2 separate regions of the Homo sapiens genome follow, and region 1 is linked to region 2. Evidence: chromatin loops called from intact Hi-C (ENCODE). Cell type or tissue: IMR-90. All regions are shown on one strand. Each heading gives the region's core, and the rest is flanking DNA. Links, peaks and the distances in the headings are about the cores only.

Region 1 (5,384 bases), core at 285-5,284, 600 kb after region 2:
TATTGTTTATAATATTCAGAGGGGAAGAGGATGATATTACTCCCAATACTGCAGAGGGTGTACACCCGTGTGTGAAATAGTTGGTAATTTCCAGAGGGGGAGATGATATTACTCACAGCATCGTAAACAGGCTGTGAGTCTACCGTGGATTGTAATAGCGGGGTGTGGGGGCGGGGAGAGGAAGGGGTTATTACTCCCCATATGGCGGGGGGTGGCTCACCACCCTGCGATGTGGATCGTAATAGCCAGGGGGGTAGGGGGGACTATTACTCCCCGTAAGGCAGAGGGGTGTCTCACCCCCTTGCCATATGGATCGTAATAGCCGGGGGGTTGGGGGCAGAGGGGGTGCTGTAACCCCCCATATCGCCGGGGGTTGCCTCAGCCCCCTGCGATGTGGATCGTAATAGCCAGTGGGGGAGAGGGTGTCCTATTACTCCCCATATCGCAAGGGGGTGCCTCACCCCATTGTGCAGTGGATCGTAATAGCCGGGGCGGGCGAGGGGGATGCTATTACTCCCCGAATCGCAGGGGTGTGCCTGATGGACCTGCGATGTGGATCATAATAGCCAGGGGTTGGAGAGGGGGTTGCTATTACTCCCCCTATCGCAGGGGTGTGGCTCACCCCCCCGCCATGTAGCCAGGCGTGGAGGAGGGTGGGGTGCTATTACTCCTTATTTCCCAGGGGGGTGCTTCACCCCCTGTGATGTGTATCGTAATATCCAGGGAGGGAAGTGGGGGTGCTATTACTTTCCATATCGCATGGGGGTGCCTCCCCAACTTCCCGGCCCGGGCTCGGATTCCCCTGAAGAGACACGTCCTGCGTCGCCATGGTGGTGGGCATGGGGGTGGCGGGTCGGAGCCTGCTGATCTTAGAAAGGGAAAGGCGAGATTGCCATTAAGACTTCCCTTGGGGTTATGACGGGAGACCAAGACAGTGGTGAGAATTTTACAGGATCCTAACAGGAAAGATCCTTAAAGGACTGTGGTCTGGTAGATTTTTTTTTTCTTTCTTTCCGTTTTATTGCACAGGGAATTGAGGCACAAAGACAGAAAATACTTGCCCAGTGTAGCATAACAGTTAGTGGAGAGAACCTTTGGTAGGCCCAGGTCGCCTGGCTCCCAGCCTCCAAATTTCCCAGGCACCTTTGTTGCCCTTGCTCTCTGTGGGTGGAAGTGGGGGCCGGACGGGGCAGAGATGAAGACCGAAGTGCTGGCGGTTTCTCTGTTCTTATCCATGGCAGGTCTCCATACAGCTCTTTGTAATAATCAACACGATTGAAATAGTTTCTTATTGTTTCCATCTCTAACCCAAGAATCACACACACCTAAGCCTACGCAGATTGGGCACATAGGTTGCCTCTGTCATGGTGACGGTGGGCGGGGTCAATGGAGAGTGTGGGTCTATTCTAGGTGTGGGGTGAGGACAACTTCTTTTCAGCTCCACCTTTCCCTGCCATGTGGGAATGCCAGCTCAGCACTGCTAAATATTCAGATTTTTCAAGAGAAGCTGGAAACGAGAACTTTTGTATTAAATCTTCCTTATTTTTAAACATGGACAGAATTTTTAAATGTGAAACAAAAGGTGGTAAAACAAAGTGTGTCTGTGGCTGACATATCTGTTTCAGATTTCCATTGTTTGATCTATGGAGATGTAAAGTTCCACAGAGTGAAGGAATCATATTGGTTTTGTTTAACATTTTTGGGACCAGATCCTAGGATAGTGCCTGATACACCTGAAATATCCGCTGAACTTGTTGGAGTGCTAGTGGTCGCCTTATGGTCAAGAGCCCCATAATGGATTCAATTAAAAGAATATTACAAGATAACACTATTGTCATCTAGCCCTTTTCCTCTTCTTTCTTTCATTCCCGTCATGGGCTACACACTACCCTAGTATGTTAAAACTTGGAATAATCTTTAACTCTCACTAACTCACTTGTTTACTTTAAATTTGGGGTCCGGATGAAGAGTTTTGCCCTAAGCTGCACAATGTGATGGTGGCAGAGCTGGGTAAAAACGTACCCCCCGTGCTATTGCCCTATCACCTTCTGTTGTTGCCAACGCCTTATGAAAAACCTGAGAGAGGATTAGATACTATGAATGAACATTTGGTGTTCAATTAGGGGCAAGTTGCAAAAGAGGGCTAAACACAACCAAGTTTAGGAAAAAAATAGAGTTTTTAAGGAATTCATTTTTGCGAGAGAATTTTCTTTTTAGGCAAAAATCAGGCACCTGGCAAAAAAAAAAAAAAAAAATATATATATATATATATATAGCCTTTGTATAACACTGGGGACTTCACAAAACATTTTGATTATCTTCATGGCATTGGAGATGCACTACAAATTTGTTGGGTCTGTAAGTCTCTTTTTTTCCCCTGGGGAAATAACAATCAAGGAAATTGAAACTGCAAGAAAGTGATCTGAGACTTGAACTGAAGTCTATGGAAAACTCTTTAATTTGGTGTTCTGGTTGGCATGGAGGGCTTTGGAGTCAAGCACTCTTTCATCCAAATGCCAGCTCCACCAATAATATATCTGAGATGTTGGACAAGTCACTTAAAGGCCCTAAACCTCAGTTTTCCATTTTCAGTAAAGGAACCAATGGTCATCTCTATCAGCTTTTGAGATTAATATCAGGATTAATGAAGGATTAAATGAGATTTTATATATATATTGCACTTAAAACAGTGCTAGGCAGCACAGAGTAAACACTCAGAAACTGACAACTGTTAAGGTCATTTTAATTAGCAGGCCACCAGGTTATGCCCAAATACCTCTCATGTCTGTTGTCTAAATCTTTCTTCTGTTGGAATAGTCACTTTGACTTAAAATAAAACTAGCCAGTCATAATGTATTTGTTCATGTAAAGGCACGGCATACCATAGGTTCTATAGAAAAATAGTGATGCTTATTTTGCCTCATATTCATGCTGTCAAATGCAGAACTGTTTCACAGAGCTGATTGTGTTTTTATCTTTTATTTATTCAGTTGTTCATGCTCTCTTGTTGGTGTTCCCATCTTAAACATAGCTAGCTTTTGGGGAAATTCAGAGACTGCCACAAGAAGGGTGCTTGGGAGACTAGACTGCATTCTTGAAACAATCTCTGGAGCCCCCCAGTGGAGAGGGGAATGAAGTAAAGACTAAGCCAGTGAGAAAGTCTTGTCCAGATAGATACACAAAATTTTTTACAATTAAAAAAGTAAATAATGGCTTACAACACAAATTTGAATACCATGCGGTTTCAACTATATCACTGGTGGCTTAAAACTGTATGCTGGGTTCCACTGCATTTAGACAGGGCCTGATACTGTCCAATCCCGGTCACTCTGTCCACCTTTATCTATGATCTGTTCACTCCACTCCAGCCCATCAGCCCTTCTGCTCTTTGCAGATCACACTGAGCTTGTCCCCACCCCAGGACATTTGAGTGGCTCTTACTTATGCATGAATGCAGTTCTAGACTTTTCCTCATTCAGCTGTCTGCTCATATTTCTCCTGCTCAGGAAGACCTCCCCTCAACTCTTCTGATGTTGTTTCCTCACCACTTCCTCCATTCTCCACTGTACACCCTAATTCCTTCCATCATGTCACTCATCATGAGCTATCATTATTTTGCTTGTGTAACAACTTTGCTGTGTTTCTCCTCATTGAGTGCAGCTTCCATGAGGATAAGAACATCTCTCTTGTCCACCATTATATATACAGGACTGAATCCAGTATTTGGCACATTAAATAAATTGCTAACATAATTACATGTTTATTATTTCCATCATTCTTTCCATTGAGTAATTTAGGAGGAAAATATGAAGAAGACACCTTGTACTGCAAAGCAGTAACCATTCACTGGTGAAGTAAACAGACCTTTTACAGTGCTATGTTTAAAGGGAACAAAGAAAAGTTGGAAACTGTTACTGGACCTGAGGATTTTGTGGTTTGGATAGAGGCAGAAACCACAGCCTGAGATTGACAGGTGCCTGGCTGGGAGCCCTCGCAAAGCACTGACCAGATCAGCTATCTCTGCCTCAAAGAGCCAGAAGCCTCAGTAACATTTGATCTGTGTCTTGAAAGATGAATAGAGTGTCACTAGACAGAGAGGAGGGCATTCGAGGTTTGGAGAATGGAGGCATAAAAAGCATAATATCTGGGGAGAGTTATTAGAAGTTTAGTGTGATTGTAGTGTAGGGAGTGTAGTGATGAGGGAAAGATCTTGGAAAACCAAGTCTTCTGTGAAAAAGTTTACAGTTTAAACCATCGCAGCAATAGGAAGCCTTTTAGATGTGTTAGCAGGAAAATAGACCTCATTAGAGTTGAGTTTTAGTAAGATTACTCTGCCCTCTTTACACATGACAAAGCCTTATTTTCTGCTGGCTGGATATGCAAATTACTTTACTAAAAAGATGAGTTATCATAACAAAAAGAAAATTCTCCTTAATTATAAGAAAATAATCAGGTCCTAGCACAATGTCTCATATTTAGGAAATTATCTATTAATTGTTGAATCCAACTCAATGTTCAGTTTTACCTGCTTTGCTCACTTCTACAAATACCATCACATTCAGAGAGTACATACAATAACCTCCTACAGAAGATTTTTCTTTAGATATTATCTTGACAGAGATCATCCATTTTATTTTCCAATTTCATTGAGTGATTGGAGTTTACAGTTTCTAAACAGCCGTTACAAATTCTGTAACCTCAAGTTCATTATCTGTTTAATAACCCATTCCCACAGTTTTGATCATTTGTCTACAGTGGGGAAAACACCATGCTGGGAACTGGAGATACAAAGATAAATAAACCAGTCTTTGCTCTTGAGGAGCAAGCACTCTAGTGAGCTCACAGTACATATCATGCTGCCTTCACTACTAGTCACCCCTGTGAGTTTGACATAATTTAATTGACAGAGAGAGAGGGAAACAACCCTAGGAAGTAATGGGGACATTTTATTTCTAGGGCTGCAAAGAAAAGCTAGAGATAGTATTAAAATATTCCCTATTACATGATTATTAGAAAAATATTATTACCTGAGAAGGAGAAGGAAAGTGGATATGAGTTATGGTTTCTAATATGTGTGCGTGTGTGTGTGTACTCATTTATTCAACTGCATTGAGGTGTGAATAGTTTAATTGCTCCCCAGAAAACTTGCATAGTAGAGCATTGTTGTTGAGCAAAAATAGCGTTAGCATCAAATTGACCCAAGTTTATTTCCTTATTCACCACCTAGAGCTTCATAAGCTGGTGCAAGTCATTTAGACCCTGAGAGTTTTTGTTTCTTAAACTGTATAATATACAGATACTGGTAGAGTACATACTCCTGAAAAGCATTGTGTTGATTAAGTGAGATAATGCAAGAAAGCACTTAGTGTAATGCCTTGAGCAGT
Region 2 (5,384 bases), core at 296-5,295:
GTAGTGTGGGGCGAACAGAGAGGTTTTATCTGGAGGGGAGGATGTTTAGAACTGGCAGGAATCATGTGGAATAAATATGTGATTTACTTTTGTGAGACCTCACAGATACGAATCCCCAGAGCTCTAAGATGAAAGGTCAATCAATTAGAAGGTCCAACAATAGCTCAGGCATCAGCTGAGATGGAAACCTGGTGGCGAAGGCAGAGGCATCAGGAGCAAAAGATGCAACAATAGTTTTGAGTTTAATTTCAGGGGTTCACTGTAACACCCCACGAGATCTGTAAAAACTGTAAGGACAGATATTTTTCCTTTCTGTTGTATCCTTAGTGTATTCAACAGTAATCAATAAATATTTGATGAATTAATGACTAAGTGAATGTATAAATGAATGAAAGACAGAGAAAAGATTATAAATCTCAAACCTCTCCAACTTTAAATGAAGCTGTTATTTTTCCCCCTGTTTTTCTCCCATAGTCACTTTTTCATCAGTGAAGTTTAAGCTGATATATTTTTTTTAATCTCTACTGCAGGAAACGCCAGACTTCTATCCTCATTCAAAAATCTGGGCCTTGCTGAGAACCAAGGTTTTGAAATCCCATCAGGTCACCGCGAGGCCTGACTGGCCTTATTGTTGAATAAATGTATCTGAATATCCCCTGTTGTTTCCATTTGCTTTTTCCTCAAAGGTATGTTTGATTATACCAGGGTCAGGGGACTTTGGTAAGACTGAGAATAGACCAAGTTTTAAAAACATCAGGAATCCTGTAATTTCAGACAGGGTTTCCCTCATAATTCCTTTTCTTTCCTCATCTTTCTCACATCCTGAGGTCACTGCCTTAGAAAATGTGATTGCAGATATTAAATGGCAGAGCACAGATGATCATGAATACAAGAAATTCTTTGAGGACTGGACTACTATTTTAAGGAACAATTGGAAAATACCCAGTCCAGAAACATGTTACCCATCACAGTCTGCTGATTGCAATAACTCCTTTAGGTTTCCTTGGGATTTGATTGAGCATCTATTGTGGCTGGCACAGGTCTACGTGCATGGGCATAGAGCTGCCTATATGGTGGAATAGAGTTTAGTCTTTGAGATTTTCCACTTATCTCAGAATGTAGATTTTGGGTCAGACATAATTGTCTCAAAAAGATTTGAATCATTGAGAAAACAAACAAAAAAAGTACATTTTCTTAACAAGGCTATGGAGCAGCTTCTGGACTTAGCCTTAGTTCTTCCCCAGCAGGGCCAGTTCCCCATTAGTTACTAAGGTGAATGGTGGTAACGTAGAGCCTGTGGTTGTCCCTGATAACCCGGGGCTTGGATGGAGGACTTCCTCTTGTGCTTCCCTGGGAGATCTGCTTCATAGGGCCTGATGGGTTTGTGCTGTGCTAACCTGAGGCAGGTAGGTGGGGAGGCCTGATTCTGGATTAACTTTGGGAATGGTCTCTTCTACTATCAAACCATTCCCAAAAGATAATCTGACAAGGAAAAAAGTGACTATAGACTGGATGAACTGATCAAGAGACCTTTGTGCAGCACACTTTGGTTTATGTGTGGGCCAAAACAACCCTATAAGATTATCCTTATCTTATGAGTAAACTTAGAACTAAGTGAAATCACCTGCCTAATATTGCAAGCAAACAAAGCGACAGGCTTAGGTTTTTATTATAATACAGGACTGACTTCAAATCTAATGCTTCTTCCATTAAGCCACAATCACCTCACGTGAGTTACTCATTGCCTATTTTTTCTATAGAAACTTCAGATAACACCTTCCTATTAAAAAGGACTATGTGTTTATATTCAGGGAAGCAAATCAGATAAAACTAAAGAAGTTCCCCAAAAGAAAAAAAAGGTATGTACAGCTATTAAAAGAAGAATAAGGAGGAGGAGGAGGAGGAAGAGGAGGTAGAGGAGGAGGAAGAGGAGGTAGAGGAGGAGAAGAAGGAGAAGGAAAAGGAGGAGGAAAGAAGAAAGAGGAGGAGGAGAGAAGAGAGAGGAGGAGGAGGAGGGGGAAAGGAGAAGGAGGGGCAGGGGGAGGAAGAGGAGGGGGAGGTGGAGGAAGAAGATGAAAAAGCAGCTTGAATTCCCAAACTCATGAAGAACTAGCCTAGAATGGAAAACTGGGTAGAGAGCTAACAGAGCCTGAGATAACAGCAGGTTTTCTAATATACAGCAGGAAATAGATCACCCATTGAATCAGAAATAATCAGTCAAAAGCTATTGCACACTTGCCAAACACAGTTGCCTGACACTCTAAGGTTTAGGTTAATTTCTTGTGATATTCAGAATATACACGTCTTGAGGTTTAAATCTGACCACTAGAGGATGCTGTAGTCTGCCAAGTGCCTCAGCCAAACCGCCGTCTAACAGCTCTCATTAAATATCACTCTAACAGCAGTTATGGATGCAAGATGGCTTCCAACAACTTGTCTGTGATGCTAGAGGACACTCGAAGGACATCCCTAATATTAAGGACCTTTGCCATGATAAACAGAAATTAAATAATTGAATGCTACAAATTTTCATGTCCAATTGAACCAGTCTACAAGTCTGGAGAGACAAGACTTGGAGATTATAAGCAGAAGCAACCCATTAACCCAAATTGTCTATCTTTAATGGTTCTGTTCTCTCTCTGACCCATCAGAAAGCATGTGGATTGCTATGTTCATGTATGGTAGTTTATCAGGCCATTCTCCCGTTGCTCTAAAGAAATACCTGTGGCCTGGCATGGTAACTCATGCCTGTAATCCCAGCACTTTGGGAGGCCAAGGAGGGTGGATCACCTGAGGTCAGGAGTTCAAAACTAGCCTGGCCAACATGGTGAAACTCCATCTTTACTAAAAATACCAAAATTACCCAGGCATGATGGTGGGCACATGTAATCCCAGCTACTTGGGAGGCTGAGACAGGAGAATCGCTTGAACCCAGGATGTGGAGAATGCAGTGGGCAAAGATTGCACCATTGCACTCCTGCCCGGGTGATAAGAGTGAAACTCCAACTCAAAAAAAAAAGAGATACCTGAGACTGGGTAGTTTATAAAGAAAAGAGGTTTAATTGGCTCATGGTTCCACAGGCTATACAGGAAGCATGATGATGCGGCATCTGCTCAGCTTCTGGGGAGGCCTATAATCATGGTGGAAGGTGAAGGGGGAGCAGTCAGGTCACATAGGCCAAACAAGAGCAAGAGAGAGGGGAGGTGCTACACACTTTCAAACAATCAGATCTCAGGAGGACTCACTCACTACTGAGACAGTCAAGTAAAAAGGGCTCCCTGGAGAACCTCCGACCAGCCTGAACTGGGAGAATGACGTGGAGCCACAGAAGTTCATGCCCTTTGCAGAGGGGAGGAACCCGACCTCTTGAGTTCCTGTGTGGTGGGGCAGAAGCTGGATAACAGGCTTCCTTCTCACTCTACTGAAAGTTTGAAAATTTTTCTCTTTTTCCTTTTTTGCCCGATAAATTCCGTTTTTCTCACCCTTCTATGTGTCCACAAGCCTGATCTTTCCTGGTTGTGTGACAAGAACCCAGTTTTTAGAAGAGCTGAGGAGGAAGTCGTGTAACAGTATCACAGGAACAGCACCAAAGGGATGGGTGCTAAATGATTCATGAGAGATTTAGCACCCACATGATCCAAATTACCTCCCACCGGGCCCCACTTCCAACACTGGAGATTTTGACATGAGATTTGGATGGGGACACCGAGCCAAACTGTATCAGGTAGTTGTGTTTTAAAAGAGATGATTTACAAACCAGAATATGTTTAGAGGAAGGAAACTACCAATATTGATAAGAATTTGAAATTTTTCTCCATGATGAGTGGTTGGAAGAAGCAGGAATATTTGGGCTAAGGAAAGGAAAACCCTTAGAAGTTGGTGGGTCTTTTCAAAAGATTTAAGGGATTAAAATGTTAACACCGTGAAAGCAGAAATTTTATCCTTTTTTTCACTGCTGTATTACAGGCTCAAAACAATATCAAACACCTAGGAGGTACTTAATTAATATTCTTTTTGGTACATAAGTGAATGGGGAAGAGGAATGAACATGATCTGGTTGGCCCCAAAAGGTAGAATTTAGACTAATTGGGTAGAGATTAAAGAGATACTAATTTTCATTCGGTGGGAAAATGTACCCTATAATGGTTAAGATCAGAGGCTCTGATTTAGAGAGGCTGAGTTTGAATCTGGCTCTGCCTCCATCAAGCCCTGTGTCCTGGGAGAAGTTGGAGAATTTCTCAAAGTCTCAGTTTCCTCATCTCCAATAGGGGTTAATAATAACAATTCCCTCATAGAGCAAATAGCACAATGCCTGCCATATAGTATGTGCTCAAGAATAATTAGTTATTGTTATTGTTATTATTCATCTTATAATACTTTGGGCTCACTAAAACAGTGACCAATTGTCTCCTGGTATATAAGCATTTCTATGACAGAAACTTTACTTCCTCAGGTAATAATTTGTTGCATTATTTATTTCTTCGGGTAATAATTTGTTGCATTATTTACTTCTTCAGGTAATAATTTGTTGCATTATTTACTTCTTCAGGTAATAATGTGTTGCATAATTTTGTAGAAAACATTCCTCAAATGGGTACAAGATTGGACTAAAGTCTCTCTGCTTTTAATTTTAAAAAATTCCAGAATTACAAACCATGCCTCCAAAATAGAAATTCGAGAGTAATGGCTGAAGATGAATTTTGTGGACTAAGAAGGGTTTTGTAGCCCTGTGAGGGAATAGGGTAATAAACCCAGCTCACACTATTAGATTCCCCATCCCTGGATAAAAAAAGAACTATAATCCTCATTAAATACAGGACCACAGAACTGCAAGTAAACTCCAAGAGGGCATAGTCACAGGGCCAATACATTTCTGTACAGTTTCCTCTATTGGTTTCAGAACATTTGAAATATGAAGCTATCTGGTAGGAACAGTGTATTGAAAACAAGCAAAAAAAATTGTCCTATTGGAGAAGAAAATGTGTTTGAAATTAAACATTTTAAAATATAATTTATACTAAGCCTCTTGAAAAATAAGAACTTGAAAAATATTGTCCTTTTATTTCCATTTCTCTGACCCAATTTATCCCTTAAAAACTTTAGTTTATTCCACCTATGTACAAATACAGTTTAGTTGCATAACAAGGGAAGCTATTAAATTAAAAAACATGCAAAGCTTTTACTTTTCCAAGCCCTAGCACTGCCAACAATTTTGCTTTTTTTTACTCTCACAATCCAGTGCAGAGAGATCCTTTGTTTTCTTTCATTGTTTAAACAAAAGCTAACTTTTAGCTAAAAATATGGAATATGTATATAACAAAATGACGTTCACAAAAACGGAATAACGCAGATCTTTTCCTTTTAAACAAATCAAAAGTCACTA

The links. A loop is a pair of places that touch in the nucleus more often than their neighbours do. Peaks named below come from ENCODE experiments on the same cell type or tissue, not always from the same donor. Only the 100,000 strongest peaks of a DNase experiment are listed, where the experiment ranks them.
Region 1: it touches region 2 in a loop (2.7-fold over the local background); 4 of 110 quality-filtered maps call a loop at or near these places.

What each region holds. Positions count from the first base shown.
Region 1 is chr5:147,222,125-147,227,508 of GRCh38, reverse strand. The region is part of intron 1 of STK32A-AS1 (STK32A antisense RNA 1); the gene reads left to right. Among named protein-coding and RNA genes, the nearest start is that of STK32A-AS1, 10 kb to the left of the region's middle. In IMR-90, for the core only: a CTCF peak has its summit at 3,116 (motif pointing left); no DNase peak of the experiment used is centred there.
Region 2 is chr5:147,819,853-147,825,236 of GRCh38, reverse strand. It overlaps SPINK1 (serine peptidase inhibitor Kazal type 1), which reads left to right. Exons shown (of 4, transcript NM_001379610.1): 4 at 531-655. The coding sequence ends at 576. Among named protein-coding and RNA genes, the nearest start is that of SPINK1, 9.1 kb to the left of the region's middle. In IMR-90, for the core only: a CTCF peak has its summit at 2,327 (motif pointing right); a DNase peak (open chromatin) is centred at 2,356.